3 separate regions of the Homo sapiens genome follow, and regions 2 and 3 are each linked to region 1. A link is an interaction called in ENCODE POLR2A ChIA-PET data of the cell type or tissue named here. Cell type or tissue: GM12878. All regions are shown on one strand. Region 1 has its middle 47 kb from the start of TNFAIP8. Region 2 overlaps DMXL1 (Dmx like 1). Region 3 overlaps DMXL1 (Dmx like 1).

Region 1 (4,000 bases):
ATTTTCCTAGGAGTGATTTTCCCAAAAGGGATACCCTGTCCCAGTGATTATCCAAGCCATTACCTTTTAGGAGCCTAGAATGGTTTATACTTGGTTGGTTGGTTGGTTTGTTTCAGAAGTAATATGTATTCAAGGAAACACCTCATACTTAAATAAAGGCTATAGGGTAAAGTAAAATAAAACAAATAAGACATCTTTCTCTTTTTCTACTTTACAGTTAAAAGTAGCTTCCCAGAAATTTCCTATGCATATTAAGGCATGCACGTTTCATACATATATGTACAAATAGGATCAAACTACTGTTTTTTGTGGACTCTTAAGATGCTATTGATTGGTACAGCCCAATTTCAAATATGTTAAAATATGAAATGATGTACATTTTATAGTTGATGACATACAGAAAATTACTCTTTGGGACTCGCCTTTTTTCCACATTAAATACTTTGAACATCAGTTCATATTAGGAAGGAGAGAAATCTACTTCATTCTTTTTCTTTCGTAGTATTCCATATTCTAAATCCATATTAAGATATGTATTCTGTATTCCAAGTCCACAAATATACTATGGTTTAAGAATTCGCTTATTGTTGAACATTCTTGTTCTTTACTGATTTTTATGTTATAAATAATGCTGCAATAAACAACCACGTTTATATGTCATTACATACAAGCAATTATATTTATAAGTTTCTGGAAGTGTAATTGCTGAGTCAGAAGGTGTACATACAGTACTTTTTTTGTACAACTTAAAAAAATCTTTTGCTAGCTTCTGTGTTTTTCAGTGTTAGAAAGAACCAAACACACAAATGAGCAGCTTCTGCCAAGGTTCCTTGTAGAGAAAAATTTCTGGAAAGATGGATAGATGCATATAGTTAAGCATCTCTATGTATCCATTCATACCATCGTGTTTCAATTCTAAGGTGCATATTTTTCATTTTTTAACAATTCTCAATTGGAGATATGTTGTATAATGCAGGTGCACAGATAATACTACAGTCTTTTCCCCAAAAAATTCTGCGTTAAATTGTGCATCTTACAACCAATGGTATTTTAGAATCATGGAAATGCAAGTGTATTTTAGTAAGACTGTGTGTATATATGTATATGTCCTTCAAGATTTATTTGGAAATTATTCTAATTTAATAGTGAGAATGTAGTTTTAATTGTTTTCCCATTGGAGCAATCTTGGAAACAAGCCAGAGTTTTGCAGACACCCCATGTTTATCAGTAGCTAGTACTGTCCTTTGGAGTCTGCACATGTGATTTAAAAGCCAGCCTTCATTTGCTAAAGAGCCTCATTGCAAGGAAAAATCAAATCACAAACAGCACCTTGAAAAATACTAATATCATGTTACTTAGAGAAGTTAGAAGTTTATTCTAACCCCTGTAATTTACAGATGAGCAAACTTCTTGTGGTGCAACATGTGGCATTTTGCACCTCTTGCCCAACTGATAATTGATATTAAAATAATATTATTAGATAAATATTACAGGAAGGCACACTAGTTGTGAACTGATAGCGTTCTTGCAAATGACAGCATTCCCTCTTTCCTGCAGGTTTTCCAGAAGTCTGCCGCCTGTGAACTCTCCTAGGGGAATCTGTATCATTTCCCAAGGGCTTGGTGTTGGCAAGTTTTGTCCCTCACATCTGTTTCTCTCTTTCTGTTTAATTAGCTTTGAAATCTATATTTTTCTCTCTTCTACGTTTCCCACCTTTTTTTTTTTTTTTTTTTGGTTTCCCAGCTGTGTGTGCAGTGCATCATGTAGGCTGTGCCTTCCTGCCTCTTGGCACTGAAAGGTTTCCATTGCATCAGGGTTGGCCTTGGGAGGAGGTCTTAAACAGTTGGCACTTAATAAATGGTCTTGACTGTATAAGCTTTTTTGGTCTTTCTTAAGACCATTCTAGGCTGGGCACAGTGGCTCATGCCTGTAATCCACCACTTTGGGAGGCCGAGGCGGGTAGATCACGAGGTCAGGAGTTGAAGACCAGCCTTTCAGGACGGTGAAACCCCATCTCTACTAAAACTACAAAAATTAGCCAGGTGCAGTGGCAGGTGCCTGTAATCCCAGCTACTCGGGAGGCTGAGGCAGGAGAATCTTTTGAACCCAGGTGGCAGAGTGAGCCAAGATTGTGCCACTGCACTCCAGCCTGGGTTGCAGAGTGAGACTCCATCTCAAAAAAAAAAAAAAAAAAAAGACCATTCTGATATTGCACTGGAAGAGCATCTGAGCCAGCGTGCTCCTTGTTGCTCCATTTGACTCATGCTCTCTCCAGTTATCTATCATAGCCTGGTAAAAAGGCAAAAGCAGTTGTGCATGTATGTGATAAAATTGCTAAACTGTTTCTTGTTAACTGTCAAGTGGCATTGAAGGAGACAGTTATTTACATTTTCAGTTGCTTTTTGTGAAATACAAAGATCAAAGACCTTTACTGCAGTTTCCTCCTCTACTCAAACCACAACTTCCTTCCTCTGTGTTAAAAGCCTCTGCAACATGCATTGGTATTCTACTTTCTCACCTTCAGTGACAAATAATAATTTTATTGTGCCAAGATGAAATGTGGTCACTTGAGGGCTTTTCTGTGGGTGCCTCTGCATCTCTGAATGGACACCTTTGGAAGACACTTACCATACTTTCAGCAGCATTTTTAGTTTTTATTTGTTAAAGGAAAAAAAGACTGTAGAAGTGTTCCTGACTAGATTTCAATCCTTTTTTGGTTTCTGGACCCTTTTGAGAATCTGATGAAAGCTTGAGGGTGGTGATGCTTGTCACAGGGGCAGCTGCCACAGGGGCAGCTGTGGCTCGCTCCAGCACATTCTCCAAAAGGGATTCCCTTTCAACAGTTGTTTAAATAAGATGGCAAGAAGATGGCTCTCAAGACTATAATGAAAAGATAACAATAGAGGAAATGGCAGAAGAGCAGGGTGGGTAGTTCTGCACGTGATCGAAGCATCGGTGTTCAGACTATGGGAGGAGCAGGGGAGGCAATGTGGGAGCATTCAGAGTGACTCCCCACTCACAAAAGACACATCACCCCAGTCTCAGGACATTCTGATAACCCCAAAGCCCATCTAGGGGCTGCTAGGGAGTCTGTGGGCCTCAGGTTGGAAAATTCTGCTCTTGTCTTATTGGCATTTAACATGCGGGCTCAAGAAGTCTGGGGCGGACCATTACCTGAATTTCAGCTCTAATGCTTCCCAAGCGTGAGGCTTTGGCTAGTCAAGTCATTTGCTTCTTTAAGCCACTGTTTTCCCACTGAAAATGGGAAGAAATAAAACCAGACACACAGGACTGTGGAGGGCCAACTGGGATGACCTGAATAAAACATCTGGCACATTGTCACTTAGTAGGATCTCAAAAAGTGGCTGTTCTTTTCCCTTCTTCTGTCCATCTTTGATTTCTTTTATGGGGAGAGGTTTTCTTCCCCAAGGAGATGGTTTTTAGAGCTGTGGAAATCAGCTACATTGAGGCTAATTGTATCTGTCAGAACTCAGATGCATTTGCTGATGTAGAGGTTAGGAAACAGATGTCACTCTTTCGCTCCCTGGACTCCCTCCACAAGATGAGGTACTACGGCTGGTAGACACTGGGCTGAGGCTAGAAACATGGTAAGGTCGTCCTGGGAGAGCCCTGAGTGGAGGGAATTCTGTGCTAATTCCCAGAAATTGAACTTCTCCTAGGACAGTTACCCCAGCAGGGATACTTCGCTGGAGAAGGCCAAAGGCTGTAGGCCAAGGCAGCGCCCACTGGAGGACTACAGGGCACCTCTCACGGTAGGGACAAGGAAGAAGATCTCAGAAAACTTTGAGAGGAGAGAGAGCGAAACCTGGTCTGGGCCAAAGCCTAGTCCTGAAGGCTTATTAAAATGCTTTGAGGCCAGGTGCGGTGGCTCACACCTGTAATCCCAGCACTTTGGGAGGCCGAGGCAGGTAGATCACTTGAGGTCAGGAGTTTGACACCATCCTGGCTAATATGGTAAAACCCTGTCTCTACTAAGAAT
Region 2 (4,000 bases), 69 kb before region 1:
ACTGGAAATGTTGTCCAGTTACTGGAAGCATGCCTAAGCCATACCTGGTAAGCCAAGAATTTCTACCTTTAAATAAAATTTGAATTTTCATTTTAAATAAACCAAGAATACGTATTTGAGACAAGAAATATAGAACTAATAAATAAAATATAGTCCTGTGTTCTCAGTCACTTTGCTGTAAGATTCTGTCCTTGTGTTATGTGAAAATTACTCTGTGAAGCATAAAATTCCTTAGTCTCTGATAATTTGGGAAGTTGACATGTATAGAAGCAACATGATACCCCCAGATACCTATACATCTTGTGGATTACTAGAGCCCTTTTCTAACCTCACTAAACTGGTTATTATATTATGCCTAAATAGAATGATTACCAGACCAATGCGTCTGGTTATTTTTCTGCAATTATCTCTTATGAACAAACAAAGTGAAAAGGACATCCTATAGCTGGTACTGTTATTTTCTTGTTCATCTCTTTTAATTTAGGATTATGCAGGCTTTTATGAACTTTCTGTGGCTTCATAGAATACTGAATTTATATTTCATATCTTCAGTGAAGCTCTTTATAGGACTAAGCAATTCCTATCAGAAAAAAAGTTAAGAATATAGGTTAAGATTCTGGTAATTTGCCCAAGGTTAATTGCTAGAATACAGTACTGATCTAAGTAAAAGCAAGCAAGCATGGGAGGATTGATTAGGGTACCTTGAAAGAATATTAACTGTTTCTCATATTTTTATTAAGCTTAAAGATTTAGATGTATAAGTTTGTTCTCTAAGGGACTGTTTTTTTTAACTTTTAAAAAAATGAATTGGTTTAAATTATGAATAACTGGCTTTTGGAGATTAAGAGGATTTTGTCTGTTTTAAGGACACATCATCTAGCCCAGCTCCAGTAGTGTTCCAGGGGAAATGGGGAGTTGGCTCAAAGGAATAATCTTTGGTGTGGTGATTTTGGGATACTTAAAAAAAATCATTTTTTATTAAAGAGAAATATGTAAAACATAATTTTGAAGCTTTTATAAATGAAGAAACCTCATAATTAAGTGTACTGTTTGGTAGAATATTGAAAAATGCTATATGTTTTCTAATTTTGATGACTATTAGTAATTTTTTTCATGTACTTGAATTTTTAAAAGCTTAAATATTTTTGAAAAATATATGTCAATTATTTAACAAAAGTCTGGTATCATCTAAAATTCTAGTTTCTATCTTCTGAAACAGAAATTTTCACTATGCTAGGAGAAGGTCTTTAAGTTTAACCTCATGTTTTCCTTTGAACTTTTGGTTGAACAAAAGCAAAGAGATTCATAACGGGTCATGATATATGCAGCCTACTTAAATAGTTCAGGAAAAGTGTGTGTATGCGTGGGTGTCTACAAATATGAAAGAGAAGTAGAGGCAAAACAAATGTGCCAAAATGTTAAAAAGTTGCTGCATCTGGGTAAAAGGTATATGAAAGTTCTCTGTATTACTTTTACAATTTTTCTAAAGTTCAAAGGAAAAAAACGATACAGAGGATTTAAGAAAGCCAGAAACTACATGATCACTTTTCGAAGAATACATTTACCTGGTTATGACATTTTTAGTGAGAGGAGTAACACGTATTGTTTGTAACCATTCCAGACTTGGCAGTGTCATAACAAAACAGCCAATGATTTTGTCTTCGTTAGTTCCTCCTCTCTGATAGCTACAGCTGGTCTTTCAACTGACAATAGGTAAGAGATGATAGCTAAAATTGAAGTATGAGAAAGTATAGCTGAACTTTTTTTTATTGTTTCTGTCCTTGTGTTTGACTAAAGTTTACTTATGGCTTTAGATACAGTATTTTTATTCTAAAAACTATTATTTATTGGCCATGTTATTCCAGCCCCACCCCCAAAAGCTGTGGTTGTAAGAAAGTGTCATCTCCTGCCCCAGTATCTGTCTGCCTCTTTTGATTTCTGTTATATAACTGAGTTCTGAGATCAAGGCCCACTGAGTTTGCTTAGCTTATATATTTATCTGTAAGGCCACACTTTGCACTAGAAACAGGATTGTAAGACTATAGATTCTTCAGCTCGTCTTCCGTAGATATTTCTTACGTATGTTGGTCCCCCCACACAGTAGAAACAAGTTTTCTTTGTGCTTAAGAAAATTCAGCATCTCTCCTGTTAATGTATGTCAGTCCAACTGTTAGAGATTCAGTGAATACAAAAAGAAGTTTCCATATTCAGACTTCATATATTATTATTTGTAAACGCATGTTAATCTAAAGTTATTCAAATTTTTAAGCTATAATAGTAGCTTTAAATTTTCTGTAAAAATTGTGGGTCGGGCACAGTGGCTCATGCTTGTAATCCCAGCACTTTGGGAGGCCGAGGTGGGCGGATCACTTGAGGCCAGGAGTTTGAGTCCAGCCTGGGCAACATGGTGAAACCCTATCTCTACTAAAAATACAAAAAATTAGCCAGGCGTGGTGGCAGGTGCCTGTAATCCCAGCTACTCTGGGGGCTGAGGCAGGAGAATCGCTTGAACCTGGGAGGCAGAGGTTGCAGTGAGCCAAGATCACACCATTGCACTCCAGCCTAGGCAACAAGAGTGTAAAACTCCATCTCAAAAAAAAAAAAAAACAAAAAATTGTAGCCAGAGCATGTTGGCTCATGCCTGTAATCCCAGTGCCTTGGCAGGCTGAGGCAGGAGGATCATTTCAGCCCAGGAATTTGAGACCAGCCTGGGCAACATAGGGAGACTCCATCTCTACAAAAAAAAATTTAAAAAATTAGCCAGACATGGTGGCACACATCTGTAGTCCCAGCTACTCGGGACATTGAGGTGGGAAGATTGCTTGAGCCCAGAAGGTCGAGGCTGCAGTGAGCCAAGATTCCACCACTGCATTCTTTTTTTTATATAAAAATTAGTTTCATATAAATTTGTTGGTTACTTGTATTTGTTGCTTTTATAAATTTAAGAACCTTCTGTGACAGCAAGGTTTAAAGGTCACACAGTTATATATGACATATTTTTTATTGTTAGCTTTTGTGTCACTCAGAAGTAATCTTTTTTTTTTTTTCCAGAAACGTATGTTTGTGGGATACTCTTGTAGCACCTGCCAATAGTTTAGTCCATGGTAAGTTTTCAAAGCATTTTATAAATTTTGAAAGTCAGGAAATTCATAAGCTAAATATTATTTATAAGTGGATTTGTTACTGATGACACATATATTTATTAACCCATGAGATTTCTTTTGCCCAGGATGGCAGGATTTGAAAGCAAAAAGATGCAATATACGTAATTAACTCTTCACTATACCTTGATGGGGGACAGTGAGACATCGATAATATAAAAATCATTTGTCTTTACTTTGAATCTGATAGCCACAGGTTATCGTTGTAAACATGATGTAAACTCAATATTATGTCCCCTCTTACCACTCCTATTCAACATTGCACTGGAATTCCTAGCTAATGCAGTAACACAATAATAGGAAATAAAATGTATATAAATGGAAGGGAAGAAATAAAACTGTCTTTATTCACAGAAAACATAATTTTCTATAAAATATCCCAAAGAATCTACAAAATAAATTCACAAGTATAGCAAGGTCCCAGGATACAAGGTCAATATACAGTTGACCCTTGAACAACATAAGGATTGGGATGCTGACCCCTGCACAGATGAAAATCATAATTTTTTATTCCCCCCAGAATTTAACTACTAATAGCCTAGTGTTTACTGGATACCTTATTATTAATATAGTCAATTAACACATATTTTGTATATGTGTTTTATAGGAAGCTAGAAAAAAGAAAATGTTATGAAAATCATGAGTACATACAGTAGTGTACTGTATTTATTGATATTGTAAAGTTTATGTCATCTGTTTACAAGATGAATTTTCTGTCTGAGGCCGGGCGCAGTGGCTCATGCCTGTAATCCCAGCACTTTGGGAGGCCAAGGCGGGTGGATCACGAGGTCAGGAGATCTAGACAATCCTGGCTAACACGGTGAAACCCCATCTCTACT
Region 3 (4,000 bases), 80 kb before region 1:
TTTATCAGTTTATTATAAAAGAAACAGATGAAAAGTACATAGAATGAGGTCTGTAAGACTCCTAAGCAGAGGAGCTTCTCTCCCCTTGGAGTTAGGGTGCACTACAAACCTGGCACATGGATGTGTTCACCAGCCAAGAAGCTCATCAGATCTCCTTGTTCAAGAGTTTTTATAGAACTTAATCTCCAGCTCCCTTTCCCACCCTTTTCTGGAGGTTGGCGAGTGGAACTGAAAGTTTCAATGCTTTAGGCTATCTGTGGGACCCCATCTAAGACACTGCATTAGCATAAATTCAGGTGCTCTTCCATGGGTTTTAGTAGCTGTATGCCAGGATCCAGGGACAAAGACCAAATATGTATTTTATGTCACACTGGGTCATTTTTTTTCCCTTCTAAAATGTTTAATGTGTTTTCCCTGTTTAATTTTTTTCCCCTTCTAAAATGTTTAATGTGTTTTCCCTTTTTAATAAGTATTTGTTGAAATCATACACTTGATAGGTTCTATATAAGCCTAGCTGAGTAAAAGTGAAGTCTGCTCTGCTGGAACATTAATAAGGAATCTCAGATAAGATTTTTAAAAACCTCTTGAGGCTCAGAAGTCAAGCCAAGGACTTGCCATCTGATTTCACCTGCAGTCCTATAGATTTGGGTTGATTGCTCTTTTCTTGAGGTCCTCAGAAAATCCTGGGGTTCCTTTGTCTGCCAGGAAGTGATAGTCTTTACTCTTCTGTAAGGCAACCATGTAAGGGACTATATATGTACAGTACCAGGCCAGTTTTTCTGTTTTTTGGTTTTTTTTCAAGGTATCTTATTTGCTCTGTCAGCCTTTGGTTCCTTAAAGCTGTCTGGGTGATATCTGATTCTGTGCATAGTCTCCAATATGATATATGAGTCAAAGCCTTGGTAATACGACCGATGTTTCCAATTATGTCCTGCTATAAGAAGGACAGGTTCTTTTTGCTTTTACTCCTGGCAAGCTGTAAAGAACAGATTCTTACTGAACTTATGCAAATAACTATATTGCCATGAAAATAAGAATACTCACTAATAGCTTCCAAATTCTGGAGGGATCAGGTAGAGAGAAAAAGTAATTGTTTTATCTTTGTTCACGAAGGCATACTTTGCCAAATTTCCATAAACTACTGAATAGCTTAAGAGAAAAGAAAAAAGTTTTCTTAAATCTGGAAAACAAAATAAAGACCTAGCAATGTTTCAAAACCATAATTATTAAAAAACCATAGATTTTCTTCAATAAGTTATTCAGCCTCTCATACTTAATTCTTGTTCGACTTGATCTTGGTTAGCAGTTTAATGAATTTATAAGTTTTTTCCCTTAGAGTTCTGGAAGTTCTTACACTGTCCAATGATAGGATCTAAATGTTATCAGAAACCAGTACCTTTCAGAGTCTTTTCTATGAATCTCCTTGAAGACAGAGCACTTTAGGATTATAGTTACTTGCAGACACTTTCAGTGAAGATCAGGAGAAACAATAACCATCTGTCAGTGACAAAAGACTTAACATGGCCATGACTAAAGATCAATTCATTATCATAATGCACAATTGACAAGTAAATTTGATTGCTTCTGTGGCATACAATATTTTAACAAAATAACTGAAAGTATGGCTGATAACATTATACAAGGACACATCAGATTTTTAGAACCTTCATGCAATTTCTGGAATACTTATCTAATAGTATATACCCATACAAATATAATATAAGAAGGTATCACCGTTATTTGACAATGCTTCCCATGCAATTTAACATATCAATTAAGCCTAATTATTTTAACATTCTTCTTTTTAGAGGGAGTGAGAACAAATTTTTTTTGAGATATTGCAAGGGCCCTTTGGAAACTCGCAAAGTTAGAGTGAGGTCAAAAGTACTTCATTTATAATGTATTTTTGGGAAATTTGTCAAAAATATCAAACAGTTTAAAACACTTGATTATAGTAAGGTTACTGTGGAAAAATATTTAACCAGAGTGATAATTAAAAGACATCAAAGGCAAATACAGAAAGTTATGTTGTTGTAGAAAAATCCTTAGCTATTTTAATGTTGTAGGAAAAAAACCTTAGATATTTTAATATTGAAATATAGCTAATTTAATAATAATGTTAATATTAACATTAGGTCTTAGGTAATCAAAGACCTAAAAAGACATGAAGCACAGGAAATTATCTTGATAAAACAAAATCTCGGCTGGGCGCGGTGACTCATGTCTGTAATCCCACCTCTTAGGGAGGCAGAGGTGTGGGGATAGCTTGAGCCCAGGAGTTCAAGACCTGCCTGGGCAATATAGGGAGACCCCATTCTCCACAATAAAGGAAAAAAAAAAAAGACAAAAAAACAAAATCTCGATTTTGTAGTCAGATTGCTTAAAAGGTAAAAATAATAATATTAACATTAGGTCTAGGTAATCAAAGACCTAAAAAGACATGAAGCACAGGAAATTATCTTGATAAAACAAAATCTCGATTTTGTGGTCAGATTGCTTAAAAGGTAAAGGAAAACCTTTCATAATCTCTTGTCAAGAGAAAACCAATACTCCAGTAAAACTTTGCACCAATGTACTTCTGATATTAAGGCTCATCATTCTTTTAATAACATATATAAATACACACATATTAGCCAGCTTGGCCACACATAAAATTATTTTTCCAAATTCCTCTTACACAAACCCTGTATAGCATTCTCGTATCCATGCATATTTTGTTCTGTACTCTTCCTCTTTCCCAATATGGAACAGTCTGCTTTAGGACAAAAATTATTCTTTTTCCCATAAGAAAAACATCCTTCATACCTCATAGCTTCACATTCCAAAAACATCTTACTTTCCTGACATACAAAATTATTTATCTATTTTCAGTAGTTTTAATTACATATATTGATTAGAATTCTTAACTGTTAGTAATGTTAGTTTCTAGTGAAAACTAGGTAATAAGCAGTTGTGCACTGTCAGTCACACCAGCATTCTATAGAGTAGCAAATCTATATCTTTCATAATTTACAGAAGCATGTTCTTTTTCATAGTATAGTTTTTCAGTGTGTCACAGGACACCTTTACTAACAGACCCAAATATCTTTATTCTTCTGCAATAAGAAGCCAAAAGTAGATAAGCTTATGTTTAGCAATTAATGTTTTAGTATTTTATGTAATTTGGAAGTGATCTAGATATTCAATTAATATCCATCATTTAATTTAACTTAATGAAATACTAAGGGTATAAGTTGTCAAAGGGATTTGGAAAACTGTTTTGAAGTAGACATAACACCAGACAAGGCCAGCCATCAAGTTAGTCATTATTTATTTTTTGCTGACAAATTTTGTAACAAAGATAACATGAGTGTATTTGACTAGTAAGCCTAAGTAAAATAAAAGTTGTATATCACATTATATTTAGTGCTGGTAACTCTTAAGGATATGCCTGCTTTAATTAAACCAACAAACTTAAATTTGCTTTCATTTACCAAAGATTATCCCACATCAGATGAACTTGAAAAACATTTGGGTCTGTTTCTATCTTTCTAAAAGTTTAAGGAATACTTAATTTATATAAGTGCTTATTTTAAGTGCGTTAGATATAATTATTAAAAATTAATTTTGACAATACCATCTGGTGATAGAAAAATATTACATATATTTAACATATATAAAGTCATACACAAACATACAGGCAGAAGCAGATTCTATAGTTTTCCTTCTAAATTTTGGCGATCTGCCAGATACAAAATATCAAACTCAGTCGTTTATAAAAAGGATATCTGGGCCGGGCACAGTGGCTCACGCCTGTAATCCCAGCACTTTGGGAGGCCAAGGCGGGCAGATCACAAGGTAAGGAGATTGATACCAACCTGGCTAACATGGTAAAACCCCACCTCTACTAAAAATACAAAAAATTAGCTGGGCGTGGTGGCACACGCCTGTAGTCCCATCTACTCAGGAGGCTGAGGCAGGAGAATCACTTGAACCCAGGAGGTGGAGGTTACAGTGAGCC

The links. Peaks named below come from ENCODE experiments on the same cell type or tissue, not always from the same donor. Only the 100,000 strongest peaks of a DNase experiment are listed, where the experiment ranks them.
Region 2: POLR2A ChIA-PET joins it to region 1 with 5 read pairs; 6 of 35 experiments call an interaction of 5 or more read pairs at or near these places.
Region 3: POLR2A ChIA-PET joins it to region 1 with 9 read pairs; 4 of 35 experiments call an interaction of 5 or more read pairs at or near these places.

What each region holds. Positions count from the first base shown.
Region 1 is chr5:119,306,679-119,310,678 of GRCh38, forward strand. It overlaps a transcript of TNFAIP8 not described here. Among named protein-coding and RNA genes, the nearest start is that of TNFAIP8, 47 kb to the right of the region's middle. In GM12878, no CTCF peak of the experiment used is centred here; a DNase peak (open chromatin) is centred at 2,403; H3K4me3 peaks cover 1,464 bases; H3K27ac peaks cover 2,416 bases.
Region 2 is chr5:119,237,368-119,241,367 of GRCh38, forward strand. It overlaps DMXL1 (Dmx like 1), which reads left to right. Exons shown (of 44, transcript NM_001290321.3): 40 at 1-47; 41 at 1,622-1,713; 42 at 3,052-3,104. Among named protein-coding and RNA genes, the nearest start is that of MIR5706, 85 kb to the left of the region's middle. In GM12878, no CTCF peak of the experiment used is centred here; no DNase peak of the experiment used is centred here.
Region 3 is chr5:119,226,831-119,230,830 of GRCh38, forward strand. The region is part of intron 38 of DMXL1 (Dmx like 1); the gene reads left to right. Among named protein-coding and RNA genes, the nearest start is that of MIR5706, 74 kb to the left of the region's middle. In GM12878, no CTCF peak of the experiment used is centred here; no DNase peak of the experiment used is centred here.